Regions from separate parts of the Homo sapiens genome. Here region 2 is linked to region 1. Evidence: read pairs that join two places in POLR2A ChIA-PET (ENCODE). Cell type or tissue: PC-9. All regions are shown on one strand. Links, peaks and the distances in the headings refer to the core of each region. The heading gives the core; the rest is flanking DNA. Region 1 overlaps LOC105376090 (a long non-coding RNA gene). Region 2 has its middle 630 kb from the start of RORB.

Region 1 (8,344 bases), core at 276-8,275:
TCTAGCTTTGTTGAAACATTTTTTAAATAATAACTTGTCTCTCTATTGCTCAAGAAGTCCGTTATGAAGCATTCCCAATACCAGTTGTCGCTAGCAACAGCTATCAGGCAAAGGGTGGGAAAGAGCTTTCTCAAATATTAAGTTAAACCCTTTCTTCTCTTCCCAGCCCCTACCCAGCACTCTCTACTTCCATAGGATAAAGTTAAATGACTGGTGATCCAAGTACCTGAGAGAGGCGGCGTGTCCAGCCTTGAGAGATGAGGTGTAACCCAGATTATCTTCTGGTCACAGTTTTTGAAATGAAGGACAGAAGATGTAGGCTGACTTTCAAAATTGTCTTCAAATATCTAAAGGGCTGTCATCTCGAAAAGGCAGATTTAATTCCAAAGTAACAAAAAAAATCTTGGAGGAGTGTATGAAAGTCTTGGTACAATAAAACTACACATTCTCTTTCTCTTAGAGCTAATTAAAAATGTAATGAGGTGCCTCAGGAAGTAGCATTTTTCCATTCCCTGGAGGGGTAGGTAGCAGCAGGGTCTGGATAACTATTTTGTGGAGATGTTACAGAAGGATTCCCACAACTATCGGTCAGGGACAGGTTGTTTACATGATGTCCAAGTGTCCTTTGGACGGTATATAATTTACAGTCCAAATAAAATTCACTTCTTGTTTTCATGCCTTCTTTTACAATCTATGTATGTAAAATCCTTTAGTATGTGATATATTAACCATTCCTTCCCAGGTATGGAATGGCTTTGAGGTTCAAGAGACCCATGCGGCAGAATTTTGGAGATGAATAATAATTACTGAAGAATGGCTTACAGATCCTGCAGACTTGTGTTAAGGCAAAAAGTCCAACATGCCATACAAATGGAGATATACAGGAATTGGATATAATAAGGTGTGGCATCTATTGGTTTGGGGGCATAGGAAAGTCAGTGCACAAAGTACAGTGTTGGAAAGCAGAAGGAAAGTAAGCCTGGTAGGAACCTTGAGCGTAGTAGCATTTATTCACCATGATTAGGTAAGAGATCACTGGGATTATTGGGATTAAATATTGGGATAGTTATGGGCATGGTTGTACTATTAGGCTGGAGAAGGGCTTCAGTCACTAAGGAAGAGGCTGTCACAAAACTAAAGACTACTATCTCCACATAGATCATTCTCACAGGGAAAGTGTTTCATCTTTACCAGAAGAATAATTAGAAAATTATGAGCTCACCAATGACCTTGATATTGCCAAATACAGTTACCATCCTCTGGGCTAATCTTACTATTTCTTTCAGCAACTTTTCACACAAGTTTTCATTCCCGTCTTTTTTTTTTTTTTTTTTTTTTTTTTTAAGATGGAGTCTCACTCTGTCGCCCAGGCTGGAGTGCAGTAGTGTGATCTCAGTTCACTGCAACCTCCGTCTCCCAGGTGTAAGTGATTCTCCTGCCTCAGCTTCCCAAGCAGCTGGAAATATAGGCCTGCGCCACCATGCCTGGCTAATTTTTGTATTTTTAGTAGAGATGGGGTTTTGCCGTGTTGGCCAGACTTGTCTTGAACTCCTGACTTCAGGTGATCCACCCACCTTAGCCTCCCAAAGTGCTGGGATTACAGGTATGAGCCACTGTACCCGGCCACATTCCTCTTTCTTTCTTTAAACATTTTCCTCTCTTGGTTTCAGTGGTTCTACACTGTTCCTGCTCCCTCCTCTTTGTCAGTTTACTCCACCCACATTCCCTTTGCTGGCCCTTCTTGACATCTGTTGTAAAGACTGGGAGTCCTCAAGCCCCATAATAACTATTCTCTTCTCATATCATTAAACACCATCTATGCCACCCATACACTGATCACCCCCGCCAATGTCTATCTTGAGGCCAGACCACACCTAACAGCTCAACGTATATATAGGTTATATACCTAACTGCCTACTTGACATCTCTACTTGTGTATTTCACACCCTTAAACTCAAGATGTAGAAAATACATTGTTTGATTTTGCCCTTTGCCCACACTATTCCTCATACCCCCTCCCCTCCAAATCTGTTACTCTCTAACTCTTCCCTATACCAGTAAATGGTGCATCACCATAGACTCAGTTATTTAGTCAGACACCCAAGAATTTTCCTTGACGTCTACTTCTCCCTCACTCTACCATATCCAATCTATATTAACAAGTTCTGTGAGTCCATGAACAAAATATATCTAGAATCCATCCACTACCCATTTTTTCATAGCCACAACCCTAGTACCAGCTACAGCAGACCTTGTAATGGTCTTCCTAACAGCTCTCCCCATACCTGCCTTGAAGACCTTCAATCTACTCTCCATCCAGCAAATGCCATAGCTCTTTCAAAAAGTAATTTGTTTATCTAACATGTGTTTCCATTTCTCCCCATCCCAGCCCCAAATGGCTCAAAAAGAAAAAGGCTTACAGAATTTTTACTGGACTGTAGGAACAGGTGAGGTATCAGTTCTTACAATTTCTAAGATGCAATCTTTCAGTTCTCGTTAATTCTTTTTTTTCTATTACTCTTTTCCTTTTCATGTGTCAATAAAATGCCTAGGAAATATATCCTCATCTGCCAAAGGAGTCCACTTTTTGACATGTGTGCTAGCCAAACTAGCCCCATAGTGGTCTTTTTAAAGGATAAATCAATTCAAGTGAATCTTAAAACTTAAAACTTTCTATGACTTCCCTTTGAACTTAAAAATAAAATCTAACTCTTTACTGGAACTTATAAGATCTCACAGCAATGCTTCTCAAACTATCTATGGTAAAGAACCAGCTTGTTTTTCTTTTTTTTTTTTTCTTTTCAATTTTCAATTCCTCTCTGATGGATACTTTTATAAGATAAAATAAAAATGAATTACTAGAAAAAATGAAACCAGAAATAAGACATCAAAATATAAGTCCAATTTTTTCATTAGATTGAAGAGCTATCAAACCACTATGTCAAATCATTTAAAAGGCTTTACAAGCTTATTTTCAATTTCTGTATTTATCCCATCATCAAGGATTGACACTGACCTGGATTATTTGGCTTCAGCTTACCTCTCTAACTTTGTCCTAGAAAGTCTTTCCCTCCTTCACTCTGTTCCAGCCCTACTTTCTATATCTTAAACAAAGCAAGGTTTTTCTAGCTTCAAGGCATGTTCCTTCCCCTGGATCTGGAAGCTTCAAAATCCCATATGCCTTACCTGGAGAGTTCCTTCTCATCCAGTCTGTCAACTGAAGAATCATGAGTTTCATAAATTTGAAAAAGAGAGCTTTTTTTATACATATAAAGGCTTGCAGCCTGCAGGGTGGCCTTTCTAACAGTCTGGGAAAGTGTATCCCCCAGCCAGAAGCCAGAAACACACTTCATGGGAAGGGCAAGGGGAACAAGAATTTATGATGAACAGGGTGGCCAAATATACATATTCAATAAGCTAGAGGAGGCCCGGATGCAGTGGCTCATGCCTCTAATCCCAACACTTTGGGAGGCCAAGGCGGGTGGATCACCTGAGGTCAGGAGTTTGAGATGACCAGCCTGGCCAACATGGTGAAACCCCATCTCTACTAAAATTATAAAAATTAGCCAGGCATGGTGGTGGGCACCTATAATCCCAGCTACTTGGGAGGCTGAGGCAGAAGAATCACTTGAACCCAGGAGACGGAGTTTGCAGTGAGCCAAGATTGCTCCACTGCGCTCCAGCCTGGGCGTCAGAGCAAGACTCTGTCTCAAAAATAAAAATAAAAATAAGCTAGAGGAGGAGTCATGAGTATTTATGAAAGGAGAAACAAGCACATGCACAGAGCTTCGTGACTCTCTATGGAACCCAGGCACAAAAAATGGCAGTGTTAGCATGATCCAAGGGTGGAGTTTTCAGCCCTCTGATGTCAAAAGGTGAAGAGAGGACATGAAAATCCACACTACTCATCCTCTGTAGACTGGTCAGAACTACTCTGTGGTTGGTGGTCTCTTATCAGGAAGGAATGCTGGTCAGTTGTTGTGCTGAAACTGCAAAAAGGGGGAGCAGCCTCAGGAAGCTGGGTGACATCAGAGGTAAAATGTTTTGAAAGAACTGGTTTCTGTTTAGCCCTCAGGGAAGAAAGCCTGTTGGTGGTTAGTGAGGGGATGGGTATAATAAGACGTGTCCTATCTCCCATCCCATCATGACCAAGAACTCAGTTTTCAAGGTTACTCTGGCATCCTGTTGGCCAAGAGGGGGTCCATTTAGTCATTTGGGGGGCCTAGGATTTTATTTTCATTTATCAAGTTTCATTTTCATTCCCTTTTCTCAAATGACAATCTCAACTGAAGAAATCCTGTTATTCCCTAACAGAGCCCCTGGTTCCTTTCTGCATACCACATATCATAATTCATATTCTTTACCTATTTATTGTTTATCTCCTAAACTAGACCTCAGTTAAACATAGAAAAAACATGTCAGCTTTATTCACCACCAATATCTGCCATACACTAGGCACTCCATAAATATTTGTTGTATGATTGAATAAATGAATGAATTGAATGAATAAATAAATTAGCTTTTCTGATAGAGGACACTACTAGCCATGCTATCCATACATTTCATTCAGCATTTGAGCAAGGGCAACTTAGCCAAAATGAACAACAAAAGTATGCAATTATTCTATGACTTCATTCAACTGTTCATCTTGTTGACCTAAAGGATAAACTGAGGTAAAATTAATACAAGTAGAGAGTTTATTGGACCAAGTTTGAGGACTGCAACTGGGGAGAATAGTTTCAAGTTTCCCAGAATATATGCTCTAATTAGCAGCAGCTACAAGTATACAAGTGGGTGTTTGTTTGTTTGTTTGTTTGTTTGTTTGTTTTTGAGATGGAATCTCACTCTGTCACAAGGCTGGAGTGCAGTGGCATGATCTCGGCTTACTACAACCTCCACCTCCTGGGTTCAAGCGATTTTCCTGCCTCAGCCTCCTGAGTAGCTGGGACTACAGGCACGAGCCACCACGCCCAGCTAATTTTTGTATTTTTAGTAGAGACAAGGCTTCACCGTGTTGGCCAGAATGGTCTCGATCTCTTGACCTTGTGATCCACTGGCCTCAGCCTCCCGAAGTGCTGGGATCACAGGCATGAGCCATTGCACCGGGCCACAAGTGGGCTGTTAAAGGAAAAATGAAGAGGCAGGTCCTAGGTTGTTTACCAAGTTTTTACATTAAAATAACATAAGCTAGATTGGCTATACATTTTTCTTTGTATCACAAATTCCAGGAACATGAAGATAATGGGTGAGTCAGCTAGTCAGGAAACTACGTGGAAAAAAAAAAAAAAGAACGAAATGCCTTTAAACAATTGCTCCTGGGCATGGGTAGGGGCTGGGGGATGACCTATGTCCCATATTCATGAATCTCCAGGCCTTATAAATGTTGCACACCTCACATAGCTCAGACTGCTCTGGGCTATTTCTTTTTTCTCAATTTAAATCAGGAATTTTCTAAAAAATAGTACTAAATCCAAAATTATTTAATGACACAACTGTCTGCTATTAACTGACCTTCATGGGGTTTGTGTGCCAAAAAAAAAAAAAAAATTTCATCTCTTCTATCCTTTTGAATAACTTCACAGATACTCTTTTACTCACTTAGTGTAAGCATGTGGCACTTATATTCCCTTCAGATGATACCATTACCCACAGGGGTAAACACTTTAAGGTTAAGATTAAAATAGCACTATATTTTTTTTTCATCAAGGCAATTTTGCTTTCTGATGTTTTGTTTTGTCCTTTATTTGTAGACTGTGGTAGAATAATATGAATATGAAAGGCAATCAACTCAAAAACAAAAATCTTCTCCAAGCATATAAATATTCTTAAAACCTTTGTTGAGAAAAAGGCTTGACATGCAAGTGGCACTCTAGTTGACTACTCTGACAAAAACAATATGTAATTTAATTTCCTTGCCATTACCCTGACGAAACTTAATTAAATGTTATGCCTCCAGAGAATATTTTTCAAGATACAACAATCCACATTTGAAATATTAAATAAGGAATTAAGCAATCCTCAATTTAGAGAGTAGAGGTTGCAGGGGAAGTTGGGGGATAAATTTCAGGCGCCTCAAAGCCAAAGCTAAACAAGGGAGTTGAGCCAAGAGTTAGATTTCAGAATTTTCAAACAAATAACAAAAGAGTTGGAGAACTAGGAGCTGTCCCCTCTTCAGCACTTCCTTGAATGTCCACAGTTTCTTCTCCAAACCCAAAGGGTACAGGAAGAAGTCAGAAAGAGGAGAGGGGTTACTTTTTTTTTTTTTTTTTGAGACAGTGTCCTGTTATGTTGCCAAGACTGGACTCAAAACTACTGGGCTCAAGTGATCCTTCTGCCTCAGCCTCCTGAGTCACTGGGACTACAAGCACAAACCACCAAGTCCAGGAAGAGGGATTGCTTTCAGATCCTTCCCCAGAGCCTAGTCTGAAGCTTCTGTTATCTAAGAAGTCAGCACCAAAAGAGCCATCTTTCCAAGGAAACACAAACCAACCTGTTGCTTTGTTAATGTTATTTATTGTTGTCTTCCCTTCTTTAGATATTCACTCCTTTAGGAATGAAATCTTACCTCTATGATTCACCCTTATAACTCAGCTAGGGCATGCCTTGAATACAAGAGGTCAATAAATATTGTTGAATGAATGAATGTATATATGACTTAACACTAGAATGTACAGTAAATGATGAATACAGCACTGTTCAAGTTGAATATACATTGAATTCAATTTTATATAAAGTTGTACACTAAATGCTGAGAAAAACACAACTATGAAGATTAACCACAGCTCTTACTCTTTAGGCATAGATGGTCTAATTGAAAAGTCAAACTTGCACTTAGTGACATCAGCAAAATGGTGAAGTTGGCAGCTGCAGTTCTCATTTCCCACAGAAACTCTAAAAAACAAGAATAAACTATCAGAATCAACTTTTTCAGAACTCTAGCAAACAAAAACTGAATTAAAAAAAGCACAACAAAATGTTAGGAAAGTTTGTGGTGATTTTATAGCAGATTTGGTCTTGAAGCAGGGGCTGCCTGCATTCTTAGTGTAGGACGCTTTCCTCTGATTCAAGAGGGAGTGGAGCAGAGCAGATATTATCCACAAATCATGTATGTCTGTTCTAACCTGTCTGGGGACTACCTGAAGGAGTGATGGAAAGCAAACATCTCTTTTTCTACCTCAGAAATCAGGCCAAAAAAGCAATGCTCTCAAATACTACAAGCCCAACTAACAACTTTCAGGTGCCTGGGACAAAAGATTATAGTCAAAACATAAAATAAGTTGCCCAAGGCAAAGGCTGAGGAAAATTTCTTTAGGAAATCAGGACATTCAAAAGTAGTCATGTATACTGGGAATTTAGAAAGCCATGTACACACCCAGGACAAAACACATACAGAAGAAAGACCTAAGATGACCCTACACTTTCACCTTGAGTTGATCTGTAGACTCAGTGTGAGGATGGCTAACTGTTGAAGGAAGGGCACACATGCACATATACAGAGGCAGTCTGGAAAGATTAGTAGAGGTGGTTTTCCCTTTCTCTCCCTTTGTTTTGTTTTGTTTTTAGTTCCTGGCACTCACGGAAATCTCAGTCAGAACACTAGCTGAATATAAGCTAAGGAACAAAGACTTCTATGACCTCACATGATAAAAAATATAGTCTTTTCAATAATAGTTTGGAAAAAATACTAAACAAACAGACTACTATAACCTTCAACAATAAAAAAAATCACAAGGCATACAGGAAACAGGAAATTGTAGCCCATTCAAAGGAACAAAATAAACTGAAAGAAACTGTACCTGTGGGAGCCCATACCTCAGACTTACTTGACAAAAACTTTAAAACAACTGTCTTAAGTATGCTTACAGAGCAAAGAGAAAACACAGATACAGAACAAAAGAAAATCAGGATAATAATATATGGGCAAAATAAGAATATCAATGAATAGGTAGAAATTATATAAAGGAACCAAACAGAATATTTGGACTGAAAAGTACAAGAACAAAAAATTTTAAAATTCACTAGAGAGGTTCAAAAGCAGATTTGAGTAGGCAGAAAAAAGAATGGCCAAATTTGAAAATAGGACAATTGAAAATACTGAGTCTGAGTAAAAGAAAAAAAAAAGTGAACAGAGTCTAAGGGACCTGTGGGATACCATCAAGAAGACTAATATATACAACAGAAGAGTTTGAAAAGGAGGAGCTAGAGAAAGGGGCAAAATAATATTTGAACAATATTATTGTTCAAATAATGGCTGAAACTTCCCAAATTTGATGAAACACATGAATCTACAAATCCAATAAGCTTAACCAACTCCAAGTAAGATGAGCTCTGAGATCCACACCAA
Region 2 (8,344 bases), core at 155-8,154, 1.3 Mb after region 1:
CTTATATGTAATTATGCTAATTATGTAAATACATGACATTTGATAAAATATTACTTTGAAATTCACTCAATAAAAGCAGAACAAACTGGATGGTAGAACCATGTGCCAAATATGAAAGAAGGAAAATTAAGAGTCTTAAATAAATGATCTCTACAGTCTATTTTTGCTCTAAAATCCTCTAATTCTAAAATTTAACAACACAGCAGAGAACCATTGACAATATGTTTGAATATATTGAGGTGTTATGTTATGCCTAGGAAGATTTTTCTTCTTATTTTTAAATCAGCTTCTGAATGGAGTTTTTGTAAAAGCAATGATCCTGATTGCTTTTACAGTATTTAACCTCCAAATACTGGAGATTAAAGTAATGATAAGGACAAGATGGGGGCCCTGATCCTGTCGTGGATAGCTGGAGATATTCAGAACCTTTCTCTGCTTCCCAGTATCCCTGAAGATACTGACAGTGAAGATCTCCATCAGAAACCAGGGAGAGAAGAAATAGGCTAGGACTGACTTGAGGGGTGCAGGTGTGCTGCAGGTGGGAACTGGGGAAGCACTCAAGGACATCAAGATGGCAGCAGCATATATGCATGGTCAACCCAGTCCTTGTCAAGAAGATGCAAAACTTAGAAGTCCAATGGCCATCAAAATCATACAAAAAACCACACAAACAAACTGAATATCTTACAAAATAAACGACGTTAAATGTATATGGAATGGTGTTACTTGGAACAAAAACTGGTTTTGTTACCGCACAGGAACCCTGAGTACTTTGACTCTTGTGTAAGTAAAAATAAGAGACCAAAGGGAGGTATTTTTTTCCCTTCAGGAAAAGTTTGTAACCGCCCACTAGGCAGTGGGCAGTTCACCTTGCCCGCTGCTGATTTATCGGCTCTAGACAGAGCAGATTTATGAAGACAGGGAAATTGCAATAGAAAAAGAGTAATTCATGCAGAGCCAGCTGTGTGGGAGACCGGAGTTTTATTACTACTCAAATCAGTCTCTGGAGCATTCAGGGATCTGAGTTTTTAAAGATAATTTGGTGGGTAGGGGCTCCGGAAATGGGAAACACTGGTTAGTAAGTTTAGAGATGGAATCATCTGGAGTCTAAGTGAGTTTTTGTTGCTGTCTTCTGTTCCTGGTGGGATTGCAGAAGGGGTTGAGTTAGATTACCTGTCTGGGTGGTGTCAGCTGGTGCATGAGTGCAGGATCTGCAAAATATCTCAAGCATTGATCTTAGGTGTTACAATACTGATGTTATTCACAGGAGCAATTTGAAGAGGCTCAAACTCTTGCAACCAGGGACTGAATGGCCCCTAAATAATAATTCCTAATCTTGTAGCTAATTTGTAAGTCTTACAAAGGCATACTGGTCGTCAGGCAAGGAGGGTTTTTTTACTTGTTTGTTTTTGTTTTTCAGGTAAGGAATATTATCAATTTTGTTTTCAGAGTTAAACTATAAACTGAACTCCTTCCCAAGGTTAGTTCAGCCTATGCCCAGGAATGAATAAGGACAGCTTAAAGGTTAGAAGCAAGATGAAGTTGATTAGGTCTGATCTCGTTCATTGTCATAATTTCCTCAGTTATAATTTTTGCAAAGGCGGTTTCAGGTTTAGTAAGCTTGTGTCTCCAATGCACAAGGGAGGAGTGCTGGGGAAAGTGAAACAGATGCCAGGTCCCCAAGGGGCTTGGCCTTTGTCACTTTAAGGAAGCTGAGGCAAGAAAAGGGAATAACGCAGAAACATGTTTAGGTGGACCTTTCTCCTGCCTTGTGCAGTAAGATGTCATGCTCTAATATGCACTGCAGGACCATATAAGGCCTGTCTTGGGCAAAGAATTTAGCATTATGATGAGAGTGTAATGAGGAGAGTCAGTGAAAGGACAGCGCCAGAGTCCATCTTGTATTTATGCCACTGCATCTGGTCAGATTCTTATCTAGAATGCCAGAGTGTTGCTTCAGTGACTTCGGCAAACATTGCCCAAAAGAGACAAATGGTTAGGATTTTCCTTTTATGGTTAGGAATTTAGCCCAGTCAGCTAAGTTAGGAGACTCTTCCTGCTATGTGATTTGGTTTAGCTTCTTAAGGAAGGCAAGAAGGCAGGGGAGGGAATATACCCAGGCACGTAAGACCCATCCGGACTTTGGTTACCATTTCACCTATGTGACTTGTCAGGATCAAGTCTCTTCCCTATACTGCCTCAGTTGCTCTGGAGTATTGGCAAACTTCATTTACAGACACTGCTTCAAGTTTCTGATACTTTGAAGACATATGCATCATTGACTGCACTTTGATTTTAGCCTACTAAAATTGCTTACAAACTCCTTGTAACTGATGCTTTGTATTCAGATAATATAAGGAAGGAAAACTGTGTTCTCAGAAGTTCACTGATTGGCATAGCATGTATAGCCCAGTGTTTGTTTTTTACTAAAAATGGACATCTGACACCATCAAGTATCATGCTGTTCCACTGCCATTAAAAGGAAGGATTTTACTCCATTGATTACTGCTTTGTCAAACAGAGGTGAAAACAATGGTAATTCCTCTAGTCTTTTAGACAATGATTGGATTATTATTATTTGTTTTTTGAGATAGGGTCTTGCTCTGTCACCCACTCTGGAGTACAATGGCATGATCTCAGCTCACAGCAACCTCTGCCTCCTGAGTTCAAGTGATTCTCCTACCTCAGCCTCCAGAGTAGCTGGGATTACAGGTGGGCACTACCACACCCAGCTAATTTTTTGTATTTTTTCAGTAGAGTCAGTGTTTTGCCATGTTGGCCAGGCTGTTCTCTAACTCCTGGCCTCAAATGATCCACCCACTTTGGCCTCCCAAAGTGCTGGGATTACAGGTGTGAGCCATCAAGCCCAGCCAACGATTGGAAGGTTAAGTAGTCTCAGCATTATGCAGTATTTGGAAGGACACTTGAGTGTATGAAGAGTAACCAGATAATGAACGTGTACTCTCAGAAGAATGGTTTTTTTTTTTTTTTTTATGATGAGACATTGCTGAAAGAGTTAAAAGTAACTTTGAACAGACCATTTGTTTCTGTTCCTTTTGCCTGATACATAGTGGATACTCAATAAATATCCAATAACTCAATCAATTTAAAAAAGAAAGAAAGAATGGAAATAAAAGAAACTAGTAAAAGTGATTCAGGGTCAGGGGCTGGGCCATTCAGGCTAGAGGAAAACAACGAGGTCCATTTTACTCCAGCCTAGTTTATTTTATTTGACATTAAATGACATTAGTATATTAATCATTAAAATAGGCATTTACTATGTGAAAAGCACATGTCCTACCCTCAAAGTCATTCCAGTATAACAGAGAAAAAAGAGAAACCAACAATTACAATTATAAGACAATACAGCTCAAATCAAGAGCTGTAAAGGGGATAAAATCAAATTGTTAAAAACTAAAGTGTCTTAACTTTTATTCTGCCCAAATCACCTGAACAATGCAACACATTACCGTTTGTGAAAGTTCATCTGTGCAGCAGTGATTGTCAGTCTGATACAAAATCTCCTGCGGAGGAAGCGGGGAGATTAATTATTGAACTAATTTTTGAACTAATTATTGAAAAGATTTATTATTGTTATTTTTGTTGTTGTTTTGCTATTATAATTGTTAAGAAACAAAATTTTTACATTGAGAACTTGTTCTAGAACTGAGAAAATTATGGTGCTTTATGTTATAGACAAAGGCAAATGTGGGGAATGACAGGCTGATGGTGAAATGAAAAATTTGATTACTGCATAAGCTATTTGAACACGTAATAATGGACATGTTAATCTGTTGACCTCCTTTTAAAAATTGTTTATTTAATCCCCAATATTGAATCAAAAGTGAGGATTTGGATCTTTGTCTCCCTGAGAAATGACTGGTAGGGTTACATATCTTTTATATTTTTCACTTTAAGCTTTAAGGAAGCTGATTTACCCCTGAATATAAGCAAGTGTTAAAAATAGCAGCATCAATGTGTGTTTAATCAGTATGTTTAAGAACTATTCTAATATCTGTTCATCAGATATTTGGAACAGCGGTTTGATAATCAAAATGCTAATCTGCACAGACCATTTATAATCTAGTTGTGCTTGTAATAAATAAATCTTGAGGGCTAATATGTATTCCTTACGTTGCTGCTATTGAATAGAAAGGAAAGAGTCTCTAAATTCTCTTATAAAATGAAAGAACAAGTCTCCTTGTTTGTATTCTTTTCTCATAAATTCTACCAAACAGATGTTTACACTTGTTGTCACCTGTATTTGTCACTGTACAGGCTGTCTCTTGCCAGCTTGTCAGCATGTTGTTAGGCATGATTCATTGTGTGCTGTCAGTCCTGCGGTTTCCTTACAAAGAGGCAAATCTGACTTCCGGGCCTGAATAGAGAAGTCATCAGGGTAGTAATCAGTGATGTACAGAACTTAGCTAGCCCAGTGGAGCTTGACGCCTCCTACATCACCCTTTGGTGAGTCAGTGCTCCAAGCTTGAACAATATTGAATAAAAAGATTAAAAAATACAGATATTGAAGTATTTCTCAGATTTTTAAGAAAAGTAAAATAAATGCATTGATGTTCAGTATACTCTTTAAATAAAAAGATATACTTTTTAAATATCTTTTGTTACTGTGGAATTGAATCTCCCGGGGCTATCAGAATGCTGAACTATTGCCCAATTACCACATCATAAAGCTGTTCCTAGAAGATCATACAAAATATTGGAATAAATTGAGAATTCTACCTTTCTGTCACTTTATAAATCTAGTTCAAGCTGCACTCATCAACACAACCTAGTTCACCTAATGAGAGTGATTTATATGGAGCAAAATTACGTTGGCTCCAGAGGTGATGGCAAAGGGTGGAGTACGAAGACACTGGGGGGCAAAAGTATAAAGCTCACCTAAAGCTCATTACCACAGAAACGATCTCATTATGGACTTTCATACAGACTCAACATTTGGTTATAAATTTTCCATTCTTTACTCAAGAGATTTTTTTTCCTAATTCTCCATAGCATCTAAAATATTTTACTAACAAAATATCTTAAAAATATAGGCCGACATGACCAAGATCGTTTCTTCTTCCTATTATTTTAGCTAAAAGTGAAGCATCAGTGGTCACTCATAGGAAGCTGACATTTGTTTTCTTGCCTGGAAAAGACCTTGTTAATTTAGAGGAAACAAATTACTCTAAAACTAAATAAATACAACTAAGTCATGATGAAGAACTACTACTTACAATAATACCCCTCTTTTGTGCACTATATGTGTGTGTCTACACACCACATATGTCACTTTACTCTTGTGTTTATTACCAAATAATTATTTTTCATTTACCTTGTACCAGATGCTACTTTAGATGTTGAAGATACAATAATAAACAATACAGACATGGCTTATATCCTCAAAATTTTCCATATTAATAAGGGGAACACTAATGTAATATTTATTTATTTATTTATTTCTGAGACAAGGTTTCACTTTGTCGCCAAGGCTGGGGTGCAGTGGTGTGATCTAGGCTCACTAAAGCCTTGAACTCCCAGCTTACTGAGTCCTCCTGCCTCAGCCTCCAGAGTAGCTAGGACCAGAGATGTGTGCTACTATGCCCAGCTAATTTTTTAAATTTATTTGTAGAAATGGGGTCTCTCTATGTTGCCCAGGCTGGTCTCAAAATTCTAGATTCAAGTCATCCTCCTGCCTCAGCCTCCCAAAGTGCTGGAATTACAGGCATGAACCACCATGCTCAGCCTAATATTTACTCTTTGACATAATTTTAACATTTACACACATATGTATTTTTTCTATGTATGTTGTTTGTAACGAGGGTACATGTCAAGTTATTTCTAGTAACATATACCTGCATTATAGAATGACCTGACGTGTACTGATGTTATGAACAACATACATAGAAAAATGCATATGTATATAATGTATTATGTATGTAATACATATATATATATATTTACTGTATATACATGGACAGATGACCCAAAGTGGTCATCCCTGTAGCACTTAAGAAGTGTCACAGTACATATTCACATGCTATGACTATCTAACAAAAGACAGTGGATTTTATGATATAGGAATACAAAATAAGACCAATGACCTTTCAGATTTCATATTGCCTTTCTTTCCATCAGTGTCTCATAAGTGATTTCCTACATTCGTATTTTGAATGAAGGGAAATTAATTCTACAAATAAGTACAGGTTTATTTTTATTTTATAAGTAGGTCAAATATGATGGCTGAAAGTGATTTTTACAGTTTGGCAAAGTTTATGACAAACATTTTAATCTTTTTTTATTATACTTTAAGTTCTGGGGTACGTGTGTAGAACGTGCAGGTTTGTTACATAGGTATTCATGTGTCATGGTGGTTTGCTGCATCCATCAACCCGTCATCTACATTAGGTATTTCTCCTAATGCTATCCCTCCAGTTACTTATTTTACTAAACTTCCCTCTGACATTTACTTTAACACTTCAGATTAAAATCGTTTGGTGCCTTCTGAGCTGTTCTCATGTTTTCTTCTAATATACTACCTAGCGTCAGCATAATAAGTAGAGTTGTAGATTTTAAGATTTCAGCTAATTCATCCAGTCCAACTTAAGCTTGATTCTCCTGGACATAATAAATGTTTTTAAGGCTTAATCAAAAATATCTCCAATGATGGAGATTCCTCATCTCTCATAAGAGCTTTTTTTTTTTTTTTTCCGACAGCAGCAGCAGCAACAACAACAACAACAACAACAAAACTCTAGATGGGACTGATTGCTAAAATTTTCTTCTTATATTCAGCTAAAATTTACTTTTTTGTAACTTCCATCCATTTCCCCTAGATCTGTCCATTGAAGCCTCTTAGGATAGGTGTAAACTCTTTCTTTCTGATGAATGACATTTAGAAAGCCTATGTTCTTTTTTTCCATAACATTTGTCATAATTAGCAACCAACTAATTATGTGAAGTTATTGACTTACTGTTCGTCGTTTCCAGTTTCCTGACTTTTCACCACTTTTTCAGCATTGCACAGCTCTGGGTCCGCAGAAAGCTCTTAATAAATATTTGTTGCATGAATGTATGTGAATGACTTAATGAATATTTTAGATTATCTTGTCCTGTGTCTTAGATGGGGTTAAACCAGAAGCGGTCTGTAATAGGAAGATGTGTTAGCAAGTGATTTATTAAGGGAGTAATCCAGGAAAGAATGAGAAAAATGAAGGAGAAAAGTTGGACAAGGGTGGTATTAAGTAAATCAAGGGTGAGCTGTCATGCAAGGTCTTCTGAAGGGGTGAGCTTCAGCTTGATTCTTCAGGGCATTTCTAGAGCATAACTTCCACTAAGAGTTGTACATCCTGAAGAAAGTCAGTTGAGCTCTCCTGACTCTAAATTTGTCAGTAATTTGGGTAACAGCCAATACACCGAGGGATAAGAGTCCCGGAGCACTTGTGACCCTCTATACTTAAGGGGAAAAGGGCAACTTTATTCCAGTAGCTCAAGGGCCATCCTTTAAAGAAAAGCAACAGACATTGGTTACGAAAAAGCAAAACCACACAGAAGGTGAGGGATGGGAGTACACAAAATAATGGTATAAATGATCCTGGGAGACCTGGGTAAAGTATCAATCTTACTACAGCTTCCTCATGAATATTCTCCTTTATATAGGCCCAACATCCCAGTACCCTTAGCCATTTCAGAATATGTATTCAATTCACCTCCTGCACACATCCCTCAGAAGGAGCATGCTTTTCAGATTTTAATCTTGCTCAAAAAAGAAAAAAAGTTAATGTGAATTGTGTACAGTCTGATCCAATTCTAGACAAAAGCCTGTTACCTTGGATCTCAAAAATGTCTTAATTCAAATTCAATAATATATATGAAAATTTAAACTTTAGCGTCTTTCCTGAAAGTGTTACCCATATTGAGTTTTAGATTAAAGACTCCAGGCTGATGCTTCAAAGCAAAACTGGGAACCAAGGATGTGAGAATGCACTGTAAGAACCATCGTAAAGAAAATCCTGGACTTCTGTGGAATAGGACTCAAAAGAGAAAAACTGGAAAACAGAAAGTTAGTCTGACAAGCCATCTCAACTCCTGTGATTAAAAACTTCACATAAATAAAGTCACAATCTACTTATCTTGAGGCTGCCTATGATAAATTTTAAAACAAATCTAGAAAATGGAAAGACAAATAACTATAAAAAACTTGATAGTTCTCACTAATCTGCTACTTTGAAAACAATGTTAAAAATTTAATTTCAAATAAAGTGCTTTTGCTTCTAATATGGTATTTTAGATGATACAGGCTGGACTTCGATTCTACCTAAAACTTTCTCAGTTCCTTCAATAT

What was found. ChIA-PET counts read pairs that join two places held together with the same protein. Peaks named below come from ENCODE experiments on the same cell type or tissue, not always from the same donor. Only the 100,000 strongest peaks of a DNase experiment are listed, where the experiment ranks them.
Region 2: POLR2A ChIA-PET joins it to region 1 with 7 read pairs; 1 of 35 experiments calls an interaction of 5 or more read pairs at or near these places.

Annotation. Positions count from the first base shown.
Region 1 is chr9:75,166,712-75,175,055 of GRCh38, reverse strand. It overlaps LOC105376090 (a long non-coding RNA gene), which reads right to left. Exons shown (of 2, transcript XR_001746731.3): 2 at 6,494-6,891. Among named protein-coding and RNA genes, the nearest start is that of OSTF1, 82 kb to the right of the region's middle. In PC-9, for the core only: no CTCF peak of the experiment used is centred there; DNase peaks (open chromatin) are centred at 4,005 and 5,265; H3K27ac peaks cover 3,008 bases.
Region 2 is chr9:73,865,480-73,873,823 of GRCh38, reverse strand. It overlaps the pseudogene LOC100420008. Among named protein-coding and RNA genes, the nearest start is that of RORB, 630 kb to the left of the region's middle. RefSeq lists an enhancer at 3,714-4,913. In PC-9, for the core only: no CTCF peak of the experiment used is centred there; a DNase peak (open chromatin) is centred at 4,343.